2 separate regions of the Homo sapiens genome follow, and region 2 is linked to region 1. Evidence: read pairs that join two places in POLR2A ChIA-PET (ENCODE). Cell type or tissue: A673. All regions are shown on one strand. Links, peaks and the distances in the headings refer to the core of each region. The heading gives the core; the rest is flanking DNA. Region 1 overlaps ALK (ALK receptor tyrosine kinase). Region 2 overlaps ALK (ALK receptor tyrosine kinase).

Region 1 (10,281 bases), core at 883-8,882:
ATGAGGCCTGTCAGCACTGTTGTGTGTTCCTCCACCCCTCTTCTCCCACTACCACATCTACCTGCTCCAGGATAATTGTAAAGAAAGAGGCAAAGGAGTTGAGATTGTGTGAAATGAAATTATGATAGAGATGAGCCCTGGAGCTGAAGCTGAGGACATTAGGGGGATGATACACAGTGAAAAATTCAGAGTGTCAAGAGCTTGAGGTTTTCACTCTGCCTTGATACCCTGCAGTGCCTAGAAAGGGCTTAAGAAATCATCAGAAAAACAGCAACAATTGTATTGCTAGCAAATCAATAATGCCTTCAGTCCAGGTATATTTCTTCCTCCTTTCTCTTCAGGCCTTCACTTGTCTGCCTCACTTGGGCACCTAGAAGCTCCTGCTCCTATTTCCCCACTCCTTTCTCATCTACGTTTCATCTCCCAAGGTCCAAGAGTCACTCTACTTGAGCCAGTTGGTCTGCATTCATACCTTCACCCATATATCTGCATTGATGAGGCCCATTTCACTCTGGATCCTCATATTTTCAGAGTGGAACCCTGAAAAGACAAGGCTTTCTCTAGCTTAAATGGATTGCTTCTGATGGCATGGCTTCTCTTTCTGCTAGAAAATCCTTCCCTGCAGTGGTTGGGTAGGGCAAGGGTAAAGAGCTTGATGGGAACAGACAGTGTCTTGACCCTGTACTTGTTAAATGCAGAAGTATTTTGTTCTTTATATTCTACATTGATGTGTATTCTGTGAACTTTGACTAGCACTCATTTCTGTTCCAATGCTTCCGATTTTGGAAAACAACTGCATTCATGTGGGCTTTGCTTTCCTTGATCCTTGACTTTTCAGGTGGGGAGGCTCAGCCTTTTGGCTGACCCCCACATTAGCTCCCTAGCCTCATCCGGCTTATCACTTGCACTCCCTACTCTCAGGGGTAAGATTGGAGACCCTGTGAGCCCACTGGCTGGAAGAAATTCTAGGAGTTCCTGTAAGGGCAAGTTAAGACTTTCTGCTTTTTTTCAACCCTGCAATATTCAACCCTGTGGATGCCTGGCAAGTTATTGGTGTTTTGTGATATAAAAGGCTTTAAGCTCATGCTTCTGAAGAGATGGCCCACAGTGATGTCCATATTACCTTGCTGGGTCATGACCCAGCCCTCAGAGCCCTTCCTTTTGAAAGCTTTCTTTTTTTTTAAACCCCTGAATATATTATCTGGCCCCCATTCATATTAAAGTTATCTGCCATTCTGTACCCATTCACAGATTCATAAGTGCTCCCTGAAGTCTAGCCCCATCTGCTTGGTTCCTCACATCCAGGAAGAAGTTAATATCATTCCCAAACTGAATGGTTCAGAAAAATGACATCACTTAGAAACAGGAAAGTATAACCTAGGCTTAGTCTTCCTGTCACTTCAAAGCTACTTAAAATTTGAGATTAGCCAATGACTCAGACCTAGAGTCTAAGTGAATTTTTATTCACATGGAGATTGATTGTCCGAGTCTTCCCAGACCCTTCCCACTTGCCCTATTCTGAAGCATGCTCAGTGGTGGCCTCTGACCTCAGCCATTGTGTCGTGGGGGCCCTGCCAGGCCCTGTGGAGAGCTGAGGACCACCCTGCACCAGTCTGTGGCCTGTGCAGAGTGGTGAAAGGAGCTTGGACTTCAGTGTCAGTTGATCTAGTCTTTTGACCCTGATTTCCTGTCTCCTGCTGGCTGTGTGGCTGTAGTCAAGGTAACTAACGTCTTTATGCCTCAATTTCCTCAGCTGCAAAATGAGGACAAATAAACTTATTCACAAGGTTACTGTAAGAAGTAAACAAAATCACACATTTAAAGCACTTAGCATCATACCGGTCCATATGTGCTCGATACATACTAATTTTTTAAAAGGCTAATAAACTTAACCCCACCCAAAGTAACCCTACGTGGCTTTGCATTCACTTCTCTGAGCCCCATTGCCTATCTACGAAACAGAGTTGATGTGCAGGTGAAATGAGATGGCTTCTCTCTGCAACTCACAAACACAGACTCTCACCCCTTTCAGTGCATTTCCTCTGAGCTGTTTTGCAGAAATGCTGCAGAAAGATGTACCTGGCACAAATCAATTCAGTTCTAATCTCTGTAGACCAAATATAAGAGAAAAGTCAAAATTCTTTCCTAGATACCCAAGAGCCAGCACTTCCAACTCAGAGCTATGGAAAGCAGAGATTAAAATGTTTTTTTAGGAAGGAGACCGTGGAATGCCCATCCTGTCCCAGTTGCAGGGCACAAGGGCCTTTAATAAGCATTGCCTAAGGGCAGCACCTGCAGGTAAAATAGTGGAGGGGTCTGGAAACAAGAGACTGCCATGGGTACCCAGGCCAGAGATTTCCTTCAAGTGTGTGAAGTGGGGTTTATCCTAAAAGGGGGTTAGAGGTAGGAGACCAGAACCTGCAAGAGCTGGTACAGGGGGTAATGTGGAAGAAACTGCAGAGCAGGCAGACTGGGAAAATGCCTCTGCTACTCCTGCTGCCTGCCTTTTCTTCTTTCTCTTCTTCTCCTCTTCTCCCCCTTTTCCTCTTCACAAAGTCCCTCCAAGTGGGTTAACAGTTACCACCAGAATAGCAGGTCAGCCCATTCACCATAGAACATGGCCTGCTGATATGAGGCAAACCTGGGCTCAGTTTCTGCTTCCATCACTTGCCTCTCTAGGTCTCAGTTGATGCATCTGTAAAACAGAGATGATCATTTCTATCTCAAAGAGCCACGGTGAATATCATGTGACATTATGTAGGTAAAGAGTCCAGCATGGCGTCTGTTCCGGGGAAGCTACAGAAGAAATGCTAATTTCCTTCCTTCCCTCCTCCCTGCACTCAGTCTTGTGACACATCTATCTATGAAAGAGAACTAATTCTCAAATCCTTCCTTCTTTAACAAAAAAGGCTTTGTCTGCCGTAAAACATTAGCAAATAGTGATTGAGCTTGGGATTTTCTGGGAAGCACTGTGTTAGATCAGGCAGTGCATGATCATTTGATTTGTAGATATATTGTAATGACTTTTCACCACACAAAATCCACATGAGGTGCTGCTAAGGACAGGAATAATGCTTCTCTGCTGCTTTTCTTTCAAGCCTTCTTTCTCTCATGCAAATCAGAAACATTAATCCTTTTGGCTTTCTGGCCTCTTGGCTTTGGGAAAACTCCGGTCACCTAGCTTCCCCCACAACCCTGACAATAACATAATTGTTAAGAACTCATAACTTCAGAGTGCAGTTTCAGCCCTCTCATTGATAAGGCAATAACCCAAGCAAACAACATTAGAGGAAGTTACAAGTCTGAACATAAAGTAGGGATGGAGGCATTATCTGGACGAGATGAATTGGAGTTCTCTATAAAGCTGCACAAATTATTATAGGCAGAATAGACTTTGGATAGAACTCTTAGACCAAGCCATTAAGTGCCCTGGCTTCTAGTTCATCTCCCAGAGATCCTCAGCATGGCCTTGGTCAGAACATTCAGACCTCTTAGATCTGTCTGCCCTTGATAGAAAATGTACATCAGGGTCCTGAGGTCAACTCAGTCTACTGGTGGCTCAATTTTTTCCCCCTCATCTTCCCGATGGATGTCATGAAAGCCCCTTATAAACTTCATTTTTGACTGATATTGAGTGACAGCTAAAAGACACACCCCAAGCACATGGATCAGTGTTTTCTTTATTTTTATGTCCAGGTCATAGCTCCTTGGAATCACCAACAAACATGCCTTCTCCTTCTCCTGATTATTTTACATGGAATCTCACCTGGATAATGAAAGACTCCTTCCCTTTCCTGTCTCATCGCAGCCGATATGGTAAGTATATGTTTAATATTTACTTGAGATACACTGTCACTATCTCATAATAAGGACTCTGTGAGTTTCAGTTTGGGATTCATAGTGCTCCAGGGCATTCCCTCAGCTCCCTATATGCAAAAGAAGTCTTTCTGAGCCCTCTGTCTCCCAGTGACGCTCAACCCCGTGGACCATTCCAGCCAGGCCATTCCAGCTGCATTCTGTATCCTGGTGGGAGCCAAGGGCTTTGTGTCTGCCATATCCCTCCTGCTTAGCCTTTATGGTATATAGTGTTCCAGCCATCCCCTTATCAATCATTAGAGGAGATGCTTATTTGCTTCTTGACTGTAGCTTGCTTTCTGGTTCTAACCCACAGTGTTTCTAGCAATCACAATCTCTCTCTCTCTCTTTTTTTTTTTTTTTTTTTGAGACAGAGTCTTGCTCTGTCGCCCAGGCTGGAGTGCAGTGGCACGATCTCGGCCCACTGCAAGCTCCGCCTCCTGGGTTCACACCATTCTCCTGCCTCAGCCTCCCGAGTAGCTGGGACTACAGGCTCCCACTACCATGCCTGGCTAATTTTTTTTTTTTTTTTTTTTTTTTTTGGATTTTTGGTAGACACGGGGTTTGACTGTGTTACTGTGTTAGCCAGGATGGTCTTGATCTCCTGACCTCGTGATCCGCCTGCCTCAGCCTTCTAAAGTGCTGGGATTACAGGAGTGAGCCACCGTGCCCAGCCAACAATCAGTCTCTTAAGAGGGGATTATTATTATGAGCGTCACAGGTCTTCCAGGGCCCCTTACAGTTAAGAAGCTCCTTAAAGTTTCCCAAACATGTTCTTTGATATTATTTTGGTTCATTTGATTCTGCAACAGCATCCGACATGAAGAGACCAGGTCCAATTACATTTTTACAGATGTGGAAACTAGGTTTAATAAGATCACACAGAGTGGCTTCTCCAGCTACCAAGCCAGACTTCTTCCCCTACTTTCATTTTTTCTCCCAGGTACCACCTACCCACCCGGGTAGGTCCTGTCCTAGCAGCCCTCAGGAGGCTGCCTTTACATGGTATAAGATTCCTCCTTCTCTGTGCTCATTCTAACAGCTCATAGTAGCTGGGTCTCTGCAATGAGAAGATTTAGAGGAGAGAAGAAGCATTTCAAATGAACATTTTAATTCTCTTGAACTCCTCTAGGGTGAACACCATAAGGACAGACACTAAGCTTTGCTTTCCACTTTATTCTATCGCATGGAAGATATGCATAAAGCCTTATTAGTCTTTCAATGGCTACTTTCAATGGCAATAACCACAGTTACTTTTGCACCAGCCTCATATTTATGATGAATGAATGCAAAAGTCCTCCAGAATGAAACTCATTCATCAGGCCTGATTCAATTAAGTATTTATAAACCTGGTGTGGCACGGAGTTCTAGATTCCCTTCTGGGCATATTTACCTATTCCTCTATGCAGTCTATACCCTTGGGCCTAAGCTATTTAAAATGCACCTAACAGAGATGTTCCACTCACTATAGAAAAGCTTCCAGTCCAAAGCCTGCTGTCTCTCATCTATAACGCTCTTGGTTCATATTAACTGTACCTTTCTGTACCATATTTTAAACTTAAAAAAAAATCCATCAAAAACCCTGGGGCAGTTTATAATTATCTTCTGTGCTGGAATGTTTCCTGTGATTCTTAAGCAGCCCTTGCAGGAGAGAAAGATCAGTGGTCGTCAGGAGATTCCAGATAAGAATTACTTCCTGATTTTATTTAAACCAGACACTGAGTGTCATCTTATGATAAGGGCAAGTATCTATAAATAATTGAAATCTGGATCTTTTCATTGTTAATGCTTTGTAACCAGATTTGCGATACAACTGGTCTTCAGGTAACATTTTTGATTTTGCTCCCAAAGTCATTCAGTATCTCTACAGAAGGACAATTTTTATAAAATGCAGAATGCCCCAAGGGGTAAATCTACCCACTCCATGCTGCAGAGGGCAACATATTTGTTCCCTGTGGAGCATCTTATAAGAGGTTGCAGGTCAAAAGGAGAAAATCATGAAAGCTTATTAAGCTGCCTCCTACCCATGGCTTGGCCCTGATAAACCATGTGGTGCTCCCTGAGCTTCATCCTCCTTATCTGTAAAATGAGGGTGAAATGGCATGCCACCTTAGGGCAAAGGAATCGATCTGGAGGTTTTTCAAGATCTCTTTCAAACTCTCCTCCTGGTCTGGAATCCTCATGATTTCCCTTCTTGGCAGAGTAGAGGACCCAAACCATTGGCAGTTACTGCCCAAGTTCTGGGTAAGAGTACCCAAGTCATCACCATCGTTGCTATTGATTTATGGGGAAGGAGGAGCTGATTCTTCATTGGTGGTTCCTTAACTGACTATGGTGGGCATTCCAGAGGCTTTACATCTTTCTGCCATATTTAATTCAGCTGAGACTTATGAAGACATTACCACCACCATCACCATCTCTGGGTGCTTGGCCCTGTGCCTGATGTGGGAAGTGATGCAAACATAAAGACAGGTAAGGGTTGGCCCTTCCCTTTCACTGCTCATAGGACAGACAAATCATTCCATAGGCAGCTAAGCCCACTGCCATAGTGTCCCCGGTGGGCTGACCTCAGAGTACAGATGTTGAGGACTTGCCCCAAGACCCACTGCAGAACAAGCTAAAGACAGAGCTAAGGCCAAGAGTCTGGTCCCCTTAAGGATGTTGGTGGGAGCTCAGCCCACATGTCTATGAATCAAAGAGGCCAGCTGAGTTGGGTGATAAATCCATACCTTTCAACTGCCGTGAAAGACATTTTAAGAAATGTTAACAACTTCATTAATTTTAAGGCCTCAAACTTGGGCAGATAAATTTGACTGGAAAATTGCTGCCTGAAGGGATCGTTCTTCAGACAGTGAGAAGTCACCAAGTCTCTGCAAGTCCATCATGGAAGTCCACGCTTGGTTGGCTGTCTTCACCTGCATCCTGGTGGGAGGTCGTCAGGGTGGGGGAGTGAGAGTGAGCATCAACAACCTGACCGCAGGTGTCCTGATGACCACTAGGCTAGGCCTCTGTTGGGTGAGCTGTCCAGTTCTGAATTGGAATGGCTTTCTTTTTTCCAGTGTTTTATGAGAAGAGACAAGGTGGAAAGAGGCTAATAAGATTTATTCACCCCCAGTCTGTAATTATCTGCTTGAGGAAAAAGTTTGACCTACCTTTTTGAAGGCTCCCCATATTTCTTCTAATTTGCATTGGGGCCTAATATGCTGTGTAAAATATATTCTCTTCCGTGGCTTTTGACATCAGATTCCAGTCGTTTCTCGCCTTTGTGTTGAATGACGAGCGCCCACTAATTTCATCATCAGCGAGCAGAGGGCTGCACATTCCTCCCCTAAGGCTTTGAGAGGGAGGACGTCTAAAGAAAGACTTTATTTTTCTTTTTATCATCAGCTCTCATGCCCTTAGACTTATTTATAGGCTTGGCTAAAGGATTAGGCTCTAACTACCTACTCAGATAAAAATCTGTTCCATCAGGTAGCACCAGATGCTAAAAGATTGAGGCCACCGGGGGTTTTGAAAGGCAGTTTTGATCACCTTGAGTTTTAGAGCCACAGAGACAGATGGTATCCTTTCCACCTTTAAATCATATTTGCCCACTCTGGGTATGGGAAGAATCACATCAACTTTTTAAACAGGACGATGAAAGGTTCTGCCCATATGAGCAGGAGAAAGGGACTTTTCATTTATTTAAAAAAAAAAAACATGATACATTGCAAAACTCTTTTTCACCCACTTTTCTCATTTAAGTTGTATTATAAAATTGCAGTAGATGAAAATTATTTTATATTTTATTTTTATGGAAATACAAATCGAGGGTCAAAGGAGTTTATTAATGTGCTTTCATTTTACGGAGTAGGTGAGCCATTAGAAAAGAATGAACCTGGACTTTCTGACTCTCTGTGTGCTCTTTCTATCATATCACAAAGTTATTTCAAAGATGAGCTTTCCCTGCCTGGAGAGCATGCCCACTTCCTGGATGACCTGGTGTTTAGCTAAATGATCAGTCTGATGTCTAAGACCTTGGGTAGCTATGGGACCAAGACTTGATATCACCAAATGGAGACTATCCCAGGCAGGCCAAGTAATTCAACCCTTTCTAACCATGAGTGGAATCCCCTTGGCACTGTAGGTAGTCTTGTCTTCTCTACCCTCCCTCCCCATCCCAGACTATGGTCCCTGGGGATTGACTTGTGTCTCCCCACAAAATTTTGTTAAAGTTCTAATGCCCTAGTACCTGTGAATGTGACCTTATTTGGAAATAGAGTCTTTGCAATCAAATAAAAATGAGACCATACTGGATTAGGATGGGCCTTAATCCAATATGATTGGTGTCCTTATAAGAAGAGAAAACACAGGCACATATAGGGTGCACACCATGTAACTATGGAATCAGAAATTAGAGTGATGTGTCTACAAGCCAAGGAACACCAAGGATTGCGGGCAGCATTGGGAGCTAAGAGGAAGGCCTGGAACAAATCCTTCTTTAGTGCTTCAGAGAGAGCATGGCCCTGCCTACATATTAACTTTGAATTTTTGGCCTCCAAAACTGTGAGAAAATAAATTTCCGTTATTTTAAGCCACCCAGTTGATGGTACTTTGTTATGACTGCCCTAAGAAGCTGATCCAGCCCCCTAATGTCCAAAACATTGGCTCCTGGAAAAGAAAATATTCTTCCCAACATCCCAACATCTAAGCACAACAAAATAATTGTTAGATTTGAATAAAAGTTTTATTCAAACTTTGTCTGCTTTCCAGTCCAAGGAGACCTATCCAGTTCAGGGGCTGGTGCTTTTAGAAAGAAAAATTAGACTTTTTAATTACTTTCCCTGCCACTGCCACCATCACCACCCATCCTGTTAATGTATCAATTTCTTTGATTGAAAAGACTAGGTAAATTAAATATCTCTCTCTCAAAAAAAAAAAATCAGCCTAACACAGAATCAAAAATGGAAAACACAAAGGACCTCTGGCTCTGTATAGGATTTGCTTCATAGCTCTGGCAGGAAGTCAGTTTGATCGCATTTCTGAAATTACGTATTTAATGTGGCTGGCTGTGATCAGCCATTCTGGTCCTCAGGAGCACTGGTGTCAGTGAAAAGCAGCTCCCTTGTGGACTGTTGTCAGGGCTGAAAGCTTCCTTACCAACTCCTCTGCCCCTTCCAGGCCAGGTCTTTTTGTGTTCTCTTCCTAGCCTTGCTCCACTGAGCTAGGGGGTCAAGCTCTTTCCTAGCTCATGCCTCTGTATTTTCATCTACAAGCTTGATAAGCAAAAGATCTCTGCATGCATTCACCACAAAGTCTGAGTCCCAAAGGGGACAGTAATGCTGGCAGTCACACAAGACCAAGGATCAGGGACCACCTATCACCTGGAGGGCCCTGACCTGCTGGGAGCCAATATACTCAATCCATGGAAATTCAATATAAAGGAGTTGCCTTAGGTGTTTCGAGGAGAGACATGTTTAAAATGCTCCTCTTGGTCATATCTCTTTAAAACAAAGACACATAGAGCCATTCATAAATATGAACAATTTATCTCTATGTTGGTGGCAAGTTGAGTAAGGAAATGCAGAAAGAAAAAACGTCAGAATAAAATATAATAAGAGAATGAATGACCATGTGACACAAAGGTGAGAAAAACAAGTCAGAAAAGATCCATTCAAAACACTTTTCACAAAGTGGGACAGACACTGACAAAGGGAAACAGATGATGAGGGGAAGGGGACAGAGACAGAGAGAGACACACAGGGAAAGAGAGAGAAAGACACAAAAGTAGGGGTCGCCCTTGGCTCTCTGACTGCCTTTTCATTTATTCTTTTTCCCGTTGACATGGTTCAGCTCTCACCCCTGGGCAGGTGGCTCCTTAGTGCTTGCTTCAGTCTTGACTTCCCCCTTCAGAGGCCCTCCCACAACCCCCACCCTGCCTGCATCATTTCCCCCTTAGCACGTCTCCACCAACACAGAGAATGGGAGAAGGGATGTCAACAGTCGTGGAGTGCCGAGTGTATGCTTAGTTGTGCTCTAGACATGTCAGTGATAAAGACAAATAGGACACATTTGCTTCCCTCAAGGAGCTCTGGGGGAAGAGGTAAGCATACCTGCTCTTTGACAAATGCAGTAACAGAGGCCCAGGAACACAGAGGAGGGAGGACCAGGTCTGTAGAGGACTCAAGAAGGGAGATGTTTTGGAGACTGCGGCAGCTGAACTGGACCTTGGACTCTAGGGAACACAGAGAGTCAGGAGAAGAGTGTTCTGGACAAAAGGGATGCATGTGCAAAGGTGTTTGGGAACAGGTCAAGCTCTGTGGCAAAGGTTGTAGAGGACCTGGGGTGAGGCTGGAGAGACAGTTACTCTGAGAATGCTCAGGAGTTGGGCATGGTCCTACATATGAGGCATAGGATGGAAAAGAAAGGGAAGGAGGAGAATCTGGA
Region 2 (10,281 bases), core at 845-8,844, 220 kb after region 1:
TCTCAGGAGGCCTGAGGAAACTTAGAATCATGGCTGAAGACAGAGGGGGAGCAGGCATCTTACACGGTGGAGCAAGAGCAAGAGCGGTAGCAGGGACGTGCCACACACTTTTAAACAACCAAACTTTGTGATAACTCACTCACTCACTATCACAAGAACAGTACCGAGGGGATGGTGCGAAACCTTTCATGAGGATTCCACCCCCATGATCCAGTTGCCTCCCACCAGGTCCCACCTCCAACACTGGGTATTACAATTCCACATGAGATTTGGGTGGGGGACACAGATCCAAACCATATCAGCCATCAAGGAACTCTGGGATCGGAAATCATGGCCAAGGAGCCACTGTGGGGAAGGAGCCATGTTGAGGAGCCGTGTTGAGGAGGAGTGGGCACCATCCAACCTTAAGGAACAGCGAGACCCAAGTGTATGGGGGTGTCACAATGTCCCCAGTGTTGGTGACTGGGTGATGAGATGGGGACAAGTGTTCCATGAATAAGAAAAGCAACCACTGGGGAGGGAAGAACAGGGGAAGGAGAGGGGAAGGTATACTTGGCTGGCAAGGGTGACAAGAGAAAGGGCCTGCTGAAGCTGGAGTCAGATCTATGGCTAGGAAGACACCTGGAGGCACCGCAAGACTCAATCAGTCAGGAAGACATGGGCTGGCAGCAGAGGGAACTCCATGCAAGGTGGTTCACGGTGGTGAAAATGAGTCCACCCGGGGAGAAATGAGGGTTGGAAGAGGAGAGCTGGGGTTTGGATTTTCAGCCTGAGCAATAATGATGAACAATCTGATAAAGAGGTTGGCTGGAGGGAGGCGAGAGGGTCTAGAGAGTGGAACCAGGGAGATGTGTGGGAGAAAAGTATCTGAACTTCGAGTATTTGTAAAACTAGTCAGCCCTCAACCTGAACGTAGAAGACCCTAGGAGCCGGGTGCAGTGGCTCATACCTGTAATCCCAACACTTTGGGAGGCCAAGGCAGGTGGATCACTTGAGGCCAGGGGTTCAAAACCAACCTGACCAAAGTGATGAAACCTTGTTTACTAAAAATACAAAAAATTAACTGGGCATGGTGGTGCACACCTGTAATTCCAGCTACTTGGGAGGCTGAGGCAGGAGAATCACTTGAACCTGAGAGGCAGAGGTTACAGTGAGCCGAGACCACACCATTGAACTCCAGCCTGGGTAACAGCAAGACCCTGTCTCAAAAAAAAAGGAGACCCTGGAGAAGGACCCTCAAGAAATACTCAGATGTTGGATTCTCAAATGCCACAAAACCGGGGTGAGGAACGTATATCTTGGGAATGGAGAACTCCTGCCTTCTAATTTGTAGGACTGCCAGGCAGGCCACCACAGGTCTCATTCCAACTACCACCAGCCAGCTTCATGAACTTAACTAACAAGCCTTTTCTTTTTGATGGGGAGGAGAAGTTTACTCTGAGTCTTGGACTCCTTTTCTGCAAAATGGGAGTGTTTGGAGTAGGTGATCTTCTAGCTTCCAAATGCTATACTCCTGTGAATCTGCGTCCTTGGCTTTTTCATGCCACCGTCTCTGACTGTGCTCAATTATAGTGATGATCCAACTCCACACTCTCCTCACTAGTGCGATGAATAGACACTCATTAGGAAAAAGTGAAAGCCCTTGGTTGAATAATAATGTCATTACATACTTATCTCAATCAGGGCGGCTGTGAGCACAAACAGCTTCTTCCTGTAAATTAGAAAAAGCCCCTCTGCTCTTGGCAGACAAATGAGCAAATGAGCAAAGATGCATAAGCAAAAGGCCATGGCTTGGCAAGTGGAGCCCCGCTCCATTGGGGCCCCTCTGCTCCCCTCAGCAGAATGTTCCAGAGCAGGCCCAACCTGTACAACTGCACCCAAGACCCTGATTTCAACCCTCAAGACAATAGACATGGCACTGATGGTGGCTCCATTACTCCCATTTTACGGATGAGGTCGACACAGAGAAAGCATCAGTAATTTCCTCTATATCTCATAGGCCCTCCACCCACATACCAAGACCCTACAGGCTTTAGATTTTGAAAAAAAAAATCACAGTTCAAAATTTTATTGTTTCATTTTTGCATATTTATCATCAATAAGTGTATTTCCTTGCCTAAGTAGCCTGACAAATAATGAAGGATATCTCCCAACCTCCTCCCCCAAACCCAGTCACTGTGCCTCCCTTTCAATTTTTTAGGTCATATTTGGGCATTAATCATATCACCCACAGTCAAAATGCCATCTCATCTGGAAGGAATAGAGCTGCAATATTGGGAGAGCATAGAATAAATACTGAGACTCATAATTCTTTATCATCCTCTCAGCTCCCATGTGCACTTACTGAAATGCATTTGGCCAAATGAGAGTGGGGGAGAGGAAGAAATGAATCCTAATGAAGTTAGTAGTAATGGCATTAGAAATTGTATTTTGACTTCTACTATTATTACTTATTATAAGTAATAGTATTATAACAATATCAGGAGTTCTCAATTAGTTTTGTATCTTTTGGACTTAAGAAAGAAAAGAATTTAAATTTACTTTTTGGACCAGGAGAGCAATAATCATTTCATGACTATATTCATTTTCTTAGCCTCATATGAAGAAGGTGACCAGGGACTAGTTATAACAAATGATCATGCCTTATTTTTCAAGGCACCCTACATGACCGAAACAATATGATTTGTTGAGTTCCCATGTGAGCAGAATATTGAACCTAAAAGGAAGAAAAAGATTCTGTCTTCAAGGGATTTGCCCTCTTGATAGGAATGCAGCGCCTGGACACACAAAAGAATTATAATGAGTTTTGCAGACATTTACAAATTACCATTGAGTGCTGATTAGCAGCAACAGAGCATGGGTCTGTGTGGAGTTTAGAGAGGAGAGGAGGAAAGAGAGTGAGCTGAGGTCAGTGGGGATGTGTGTGCTGCTGGGAGCCCTGGTGCACTCAGTAGCAAGCACCATGCTGACCTAGACCAAGGTTCTGTTTCTATTTGAGCAATGAATTGAGGCTGAGCATAGGCCGGTGGTAGGGAGGGAGCCAGGTATTGCCAACCAAGGGAGTGGTACGCAGACCTGGAGAACATTCACAGGGCTCTGGTGGCAGAGCCTGTGATGACCACAATCATCAGATTTTTTTTTTTCTTTTTTGAGATGGAGTTTCACTCTTGTTGCCCAGGCAGGAGTGCAGTGGCACTATTTCGGCTCACTGCAACCTCCGTCTCCCAGGTTCAAGCGATTCTCCTGCCTCATCCTCCCTAGTAGCTGAGATTACAGGCGCCCACCACCATGCCTGGATAATTTTCATATTTTTTAGTAGAGACGGGGTTTCACCATGTTGACTAGGCTGGTCTCGAACTCCTCACCTCAGGTGATAAACCCGCCTCAGCCACCCAAAGTGCTGGGATTACAGGCGTGAGCCACCATGCCTGGCCTCATCAGGATTTTAAGATGGTGAATCTATAGTGCCCGGAATGTGATGATGATTGTGGTCATTGTTCCAGGTGCTGTGGATTCACTATCCTGAAATCCTTACAACAACCTTTTTGAGCAGTGACAGCAAATGGATATCAGCCAGTATGCCAGCCCCATTTGGTTGGCAATGGTTGCTTGGCACATGGTGTAAGTTGCATCCAGACTTGAGGAAGGGAGCCATGGTGGCTACTGGGGTCTTCCATGGGCAAAGTGTGGTGGTGTACATGGCAAATATTTGTCATCTCTATTCTAAGAGATTTCCCTTGATTAGATTATACAACCTGAAGTAAGTGATTTTCATAAACTTATATATGATTGCTTTATTATGAAGCTAGGAGAAGGTCATATTAGAAAAAGTTATCTCTTCCTCAAGGCATTTTTTTTTATTTATTGTAAAATTGTCATAATATACTAAGTTTAACAAAGCCAGCCACTCTACTACTATCCTCTGGAAAACTGTCATTAAAAAACATAAAGATCTATAGCAGTGATGATGCAAATACCTTAGATGTGGCATCCTGTGCAGGACACAGCCTGCACTGCCATATGCAGTGACCCTGAACCAAGTGTGAATCTAGTTTGTCTGTATTAGTTCCACGAGCCCACACTGCCTGATGAAAAAGTGAGTGAGTTGTGGAGGAAAGGCAGTACATTTTTATAAGACCTTAACATTTTGACAAATAAGCTTGGATCTGATGTAATAAACAATGAGCAAAAAAGCTGTTTATAAGCATATGCTATCCTACATTCAGATATTTATAGATTGAATAGCTATAATCTTTTGCATTTTATAAAGAACATTACAGTGTTTAAAAATACCTCAGATAAGTTATTTCATTTGATCCCTACATGGCTATAGTCTATTCCTGAGCAGAGAACTGACATGGGAAAAAGGCGGCCGCAAAGGGAGGGGGATCTCAACATAGGAGTTCTGTAAAACGTTCCTCTTTTAGAAAGGAAATGTGAGGTTGTGCTCTTTTCCTCAACTAGGTTAGGATTCTCTTAACTGAAACTGAAATGTGCATTTCATTGTTTAATTTATCAGCATCTCAAGTAGACTTGCTAAATCATAGCTCCATTCATTGGATGTGCCAGCATAATTAATTACACTGAAACCTCCTGACAGCATCTTCCAGGGACCAAGAAGAAAAGACGAAACACAAGAAAACAGAAAAATCTGGGTCAATGTTCTACATATTCATGATAGTCTTAGTCAGCTTGAGTCCTGGCTTTCTCTCTAATTGAGTAACTTTGGGTAAGTCACTTCCTGTGTTTCCTCCTCTGTCAAAATAAGGAATAGATGATCTTTATCACTCAAGGTCCCAGGAAGAAAGAGATGGCACATTCAAATTGGATAATTTGAGGTGAGTCTAATCAGGGAGATTCTTTACAAAGGTGTGGGGAGGGTAAGAAAACCACCAGGGCTAGTAACTAGCACTAGTATGCCAGGGCTAGTAACCATCACTAGCCCAGTCCTCAGTGGGGAAGGCGTGATTGCTAGAATCCAAAGGGAGAAGAGTTTTGTAGAGAAGGTTGTCTTGAGAGGGGAAGAGACCTTGACTCGGGAACATACCGTGCAGTGCCACGGGAAAGGAACTAGAGAAATAAACACTCCAATGCCACCCTCCACCCTTGCTCTGATCTACTGTGGTGTTCCCATTGGCCAAACACAACCAGAAGCCAGAGAGCCAGGGAGGCAGGATGCACTTCATCCCCTTCAGCCTCCTGCAGCACGAAGCAGGCAGGGAAGGAGCAGGGAGCAGAGCTGGGGTAGGCAGGAGGGAGCTGGCTCACTTCCTAAGTCCACCCCGGCTCTGTGAACATACTTCATGCACATTAAACATCCTGTTCTCTTCCAGATGCCAAATGTTAGATGTCTTAGGAGAATTATTATTTTTTTGAGTAGAGAACATGCTAGCATCTTGGGTGAAAGCATCATAAAGCACAGTCTGCTATCGCAGGTGAGCGATATCTATGTTTTGAATGAATAAATACATGAAACAAACAAAATAGTCCCTTCTGAGGTCTAATAGTGAGGAACTAAGAGACTATGTGCAGCATACACATGCATGCACACACACACACACACACACACACACACACACGAGTCTCTAAAGAGCTTTGAGCTTCTCACAATAGCATGGAATTTACTAGGCAGGAAGTCAGTCCTGGGACTCCAACCTTGAGGCAAAACCCATCAAGGCATCCAAAGGGTCCTATTGTAATGCCACCTCAAAGGCCAGGCAGACCTGGAACCCAAGGATTCTAGGCCTGGGAATGACTTGAGGGAGCAGCTAGCACAACTCACCCCTTTATGTTCCAGGCTGGGTTACCTCAAACTGCAGAGGGGCTGGACATGCCTGGCACCGCGCAGAAGGGGCAGCACCTGTGTGGAAGCCATCTACAGCTGTCACTCCCCCACCCACCCCTTAAGACTCACTGTCTCTCATAGGATCATGGCCCTCGTGAGTGTGGGAAAGTTTGCTGTTTTAAAGATCTCAGAGCCCCAAACTGAGTGGGCCTTCTAAAGACCCTCATTCACCAAGCTCTCTGTAGTGTTAGCATCTGCCTCTCATCCCAGATTTCTCCCGCAGCTCCTGTTTCATTTTTAAAAATTCTGCTCTCCCTCACCATGAACAGAGACCCAGAGCAGACCAGTACCAGGTCTGGAGGCCTCAAAGCTTGAAGCTGTTCTCTTGATACTATTATTATCACAAATCTTAATAGAAACAAAACTGCCATTTATACTGCACCTTCTGGGTGACAGGCTCTGAGCCAGGAAATCCAAATACCTAATCTCATCTAAGCCACCCATCACATTGGTGGATCTAAGCCACACATCTAAGCCTCCCATCACATTGGTGGATTCTGCTTCTTATTGCCCATAGGAGGACCCTTAGACAGGTCCTCAGACACTGAGCAACCTGCCTGAGGGCCCACGACAAGTTAGTGGAGAGCCAGTATATCTTTCTGCATCCACCCCACTGTGTCTCCTCCTCTCTGTCAGAATTAGACATGGAAGGGTGAAAGAGCCTTCTCCTTCATTGTGCTTGAGGCCGTTTCATCCTGACAGTCCTGGCCTTGCAAAGAGGGCCTCACTGGGCTGCCTCACCAACCAAGTCCTAAGGGCTTCGCATGGTACCTCCAGGGAGCCTGTTCACCTGCTTCCAAAGTGCTCTCTAGAAGACAGAAAGGAACTAACATTGACAGAGGGCACACCTATGTGCTTGCTGCACTAGACAGGCCTCATCACTTAATCCTCCCACAACCTCGGGAAGTAGGAATTATTATCCCCATTATACAGATGAGGAAACTGAGACCTACCCAAAGAGCAAAGAGTGAAGTCAGTTTTGTTTTGAAAGCCAGTGTTCTTTTCACTGCATGCCACTCCCTCAGAGAATAAAAGAGAAAACAGGAAGGCTAGACAGAGCATCCTAGTCAACCTCTCAGTGATGCAGGGACCTCCTAGAAACATCCTAACAAGGACTCGTTTTGTTATGGAACAGACAGCTCATTCTGTTATGGGACATCTGGAGAAAACACGATACGTGACTCTCTGATGTGTACGCCTTTGGCCTTGGCTGAGTTGTGGAGCAGAGTTTGGGGATGAGGCGAAATTAGGACCTGAAACAGCGGAGTAATTAAGGCAACTGGAGATGCCCAGATCACAGGAATGAGTTACCCAGGTGGAGCCATTTGAAAATCCAATGGGCTATAGCCATCCAGTCTTCATCCCAGTGTTGGAAAAAAATGTGAGACAGGACAGGGCAGAGGACAGAGAGACACCAATCCACACTCCTTGCTATTGACGCTCAAGTAAGTGTAAATCCACTTAATACTGTTATCAACTAATCCACATCTATCATATTACTCAAAAGGACAGCAGGAGAGATTTCATCAAAAGCTGAAATGAGATGCATGCTCTCCACTGCATTCCTTGACCTGCCAAGTGCCAAGCCTATCAGAAGAGAAAACGAGATTGGTTTGTCTGCTTGATTCTGAGTTTACCCACAGTGGCTTTTCAATGATTCCTGCATTCTTTTCTAAATACTCCCATACCATCTGGTTAGAAATCTGTTTTTAAATTTGTTCAAGGATCTTTGCCAATATTACCACTATGAAGTTGATTTTTTGAATCAAAACAGTTACCTACGTCTAATCTGCAACTGGCATCTGCATAGCTGGAAAGCCATGGGTTCCATCCCTAGCTTAGACAAACAAACCCTTGATGTTATTTACATCTGCTCTCAAAAATCATCTTTAAGAATCCTTACGAACAGCAGGAGGAAGTTCCTCACCCATATTCTTGGCTTTTTTCTTATCAGGCAGAACTACTGGACCAAACTGAAGTCATCAAACTTGGGCTAAACACCTACTGACCGTGTGCAGAAACAGCTAGGCCCTGGACATATCCAGCACTGAATAGGGTCCAGTGTGGGACGATATGGAGTCTACCCTTTAGGCCCTGATTCCCTCTTCCCACTCCTAATGACTTTCTCTCACTCTTTTTAAGCAATCCTCACCCGAGCCATCAAGGGCCTTCATCCTTGTCTCTCTTCTTATAAGGTCAGGCACTATATTTTATTTCTCAGTGCATCCCCAGTGGCTAGCTCCATGTCTTCCATGGAAAACACACTCAAATACACACTTGTAACATTGATGACAATGTTGATGATGGGTTGCAGCAAGACACAGCCTAAAGATAAATGAATCTCTGATTCAGAAAGAAAGGATTATGGAAACACATTAAATATAGTGTTGTCAATTAATATGATTACCTATTAAAGCAGGCCCTACAATACTGTAATTGGTAATGGTAACCATGGCATATTCTTTGAGCCAGACCCAGGATGATATTTTTCATGATTAGCTTTTGATTAATCCTACTAGATAGATATTTCATTTACAGTCTATACATTTGTTCTTAAGGATTTAATTGATTGTGCAATTTATAAGTATTAGAATTGCTGTTATGTAAATGAATTTTCAGCCATCCAATTCACTTTAAGGTAATTAAATTAAGTGTGGTTAGTTAAGAACATTAGACATCTGTGAAAAGTGCCTGAGAAAAATTTGTTTTGCTTAGAAGAAGAGAAGGCCTGGTATGTTTCTCTTCTCTCATTTTGTGCTTCTCTCCGAGCCTGGGTTCTCAGCACTCCCTGCCCCTTTAGTCACTGCCTTCTTGCCTCTCCTGCTGGCACTAACTAATTTGTCAGTTAAAGAAGGACACACGTTAAGTGAAAGTAACAACCTGTTTCATTAACAAGCTCAGCTGCTTCCAAGAGAAACCAGAGGGACTGGCGTTCCTTGCTGAGACACTCCTCTCCTCAATTTGTTGAATTGTTTTCCAATTTTGTCGGAATAATGTTGCTCGTGCTATGTGTATTCAACATCAATTTTAGAATCAAAGCTCCGTTGTCAGGTCTAGTAGATCAGGGAACTGAACTTACCCTTCCCTACCTGCTGGATGAATAAGGAGAAAAGTCTCCTTTTCATACATAGTTGCATGGGATAGATGGAGAGTAGAGACAGCATGGAATTTTGAGGTACACAGGCTTGACGTTCAATTCAATTCATTCATTCATGCAATCAACGCATACTTACTGAGTACATATTATGAACTCGGCCCTGTTCTAGGCACTCTGAGAGGCACTAATGGATCAGCCACGGAAACCTGTCTCTACAGGGGCTTTGAGCCCACACTCCATATCTGACTAACCACATGAGACATTAGACATGTTTCTTCAGTTCTCTGAGCCTCAGTTTCCTGATCCATAAAATGGGAATATTAGGAGTAAAACTTTTAAAAGAATAAAATAAGATAATGTTTATTAAGGACTTATAGCGTAGTTCTTAATTTGGGGACCATGGATCCTCAGAGGACCCTGGAAAGAATTGAGGGGCCTATGAACATGGATGGAAAGAATGACATTTTTATTTTGATTACTTCTCACTGAAATGTAGCATTTCTTCCATTGTAAATGCAGGTAAAAATTTACTACTACTATAGTAATAGGAGTCTGTGTGATTTTGTCAGTAATAGAAATCACATGACAGCTGTTGCAGACATCTTGAAATACTACTGAAGCTCATCACTACATCAAAATTACAGATGTTATTAGATCTGCCATGAGATGGTTATTTCATGTGTTTATAAACAAACACATACATTATTGCAGCATAACTTTTTAATGACTATATTTCAGTATAACTGGTTTCCTTTGTAGTTTTACATATTTGAAAACATTACTCTGGGGAATCTATGTACTTCACCAGTCTGCCAAAGAGGCCCGTGGCATCCATAAAATCCAAGGGCCTGATTTAGATGTTGTCGAACACAGTGGTTCTCAAAGTTGAGTATGTGTTGGAATCCTCTGAGGGGTCTGTTAAAACCCCCTCCCCACACCCACCATCACCTCCCAAGTCTCTGACTCTAGGCTGGAACGAGGCCTAATAATTTGCATTTCTAACAAGTCCCCAGATGATGCTGATGCCGCTGATCTAGGGACCACACTTTGAGAACCAGTGGCCTAAGTATATGACAAGTATTTAAACTCCTTTTTCCCCAACATTGACCTGGCACGTGAACACTTTCAGATTATTGGAATGCTACTAAATGATCCAGAACAGCATATTAACACACCATCTGACTCTGCTAGCCAGGCCACGCTGAGTGTTAGCCCCTCCTCCGCCCAAGGCCAAGGTCATATGACCCTGCTGGGCTGCTTGCGGCCTCAGCTCTTCCCTATCTCTAGCTCCAGCTCTGACTTGGCACGGACAATTTCAGAAGCACTGAATATTCTGGGA

The links. Peaks named below come from ENCODE experiments on the same cell type or tissue, not always from the same donor. Only the 100,000 strongest peaks of a DNase experiment are listed, where the experiment ranks them.
Region 2: POLR2A ChIA-PET joins it to region 1 with 5 read pairs; 3 of 35 experiments call an interaction of 5 or more read pairs at or near these places.

The regions. Positions count from the first base shown.
Region 1 is chr2:29,711,113-29,721,393 of GRCh38, reverse strand. It overlaps ALK (ALK receptor tyrosine kinase), which reads left to right. Exons shown (of 29, transcript NM_004304.5): 2 at 3,697-3,816. Among named protein-coding and RNA genes, the nearest start is that of ALK, 210 kb to the left of the region's middle. In A673, for the core only: no CTCF peak of the experiment used is centred there; no DNase peak of the experiment used is centred there.
Region 2 is chr2:29,490,142-29,500,422 of GRCh38, reverse strand. All of the region lies in intron 4 of ALK (ALK receptor tyrosine kinase), which reads left to right. Among named protein-coding and RNA genes, the nearest start is that of CLIP4, 380 kb to the right of the region's middle. In A673, for the core only: no CTCF peak of the experiment used is centred there; a DNase peak (open chromatin) is centred at 4,672.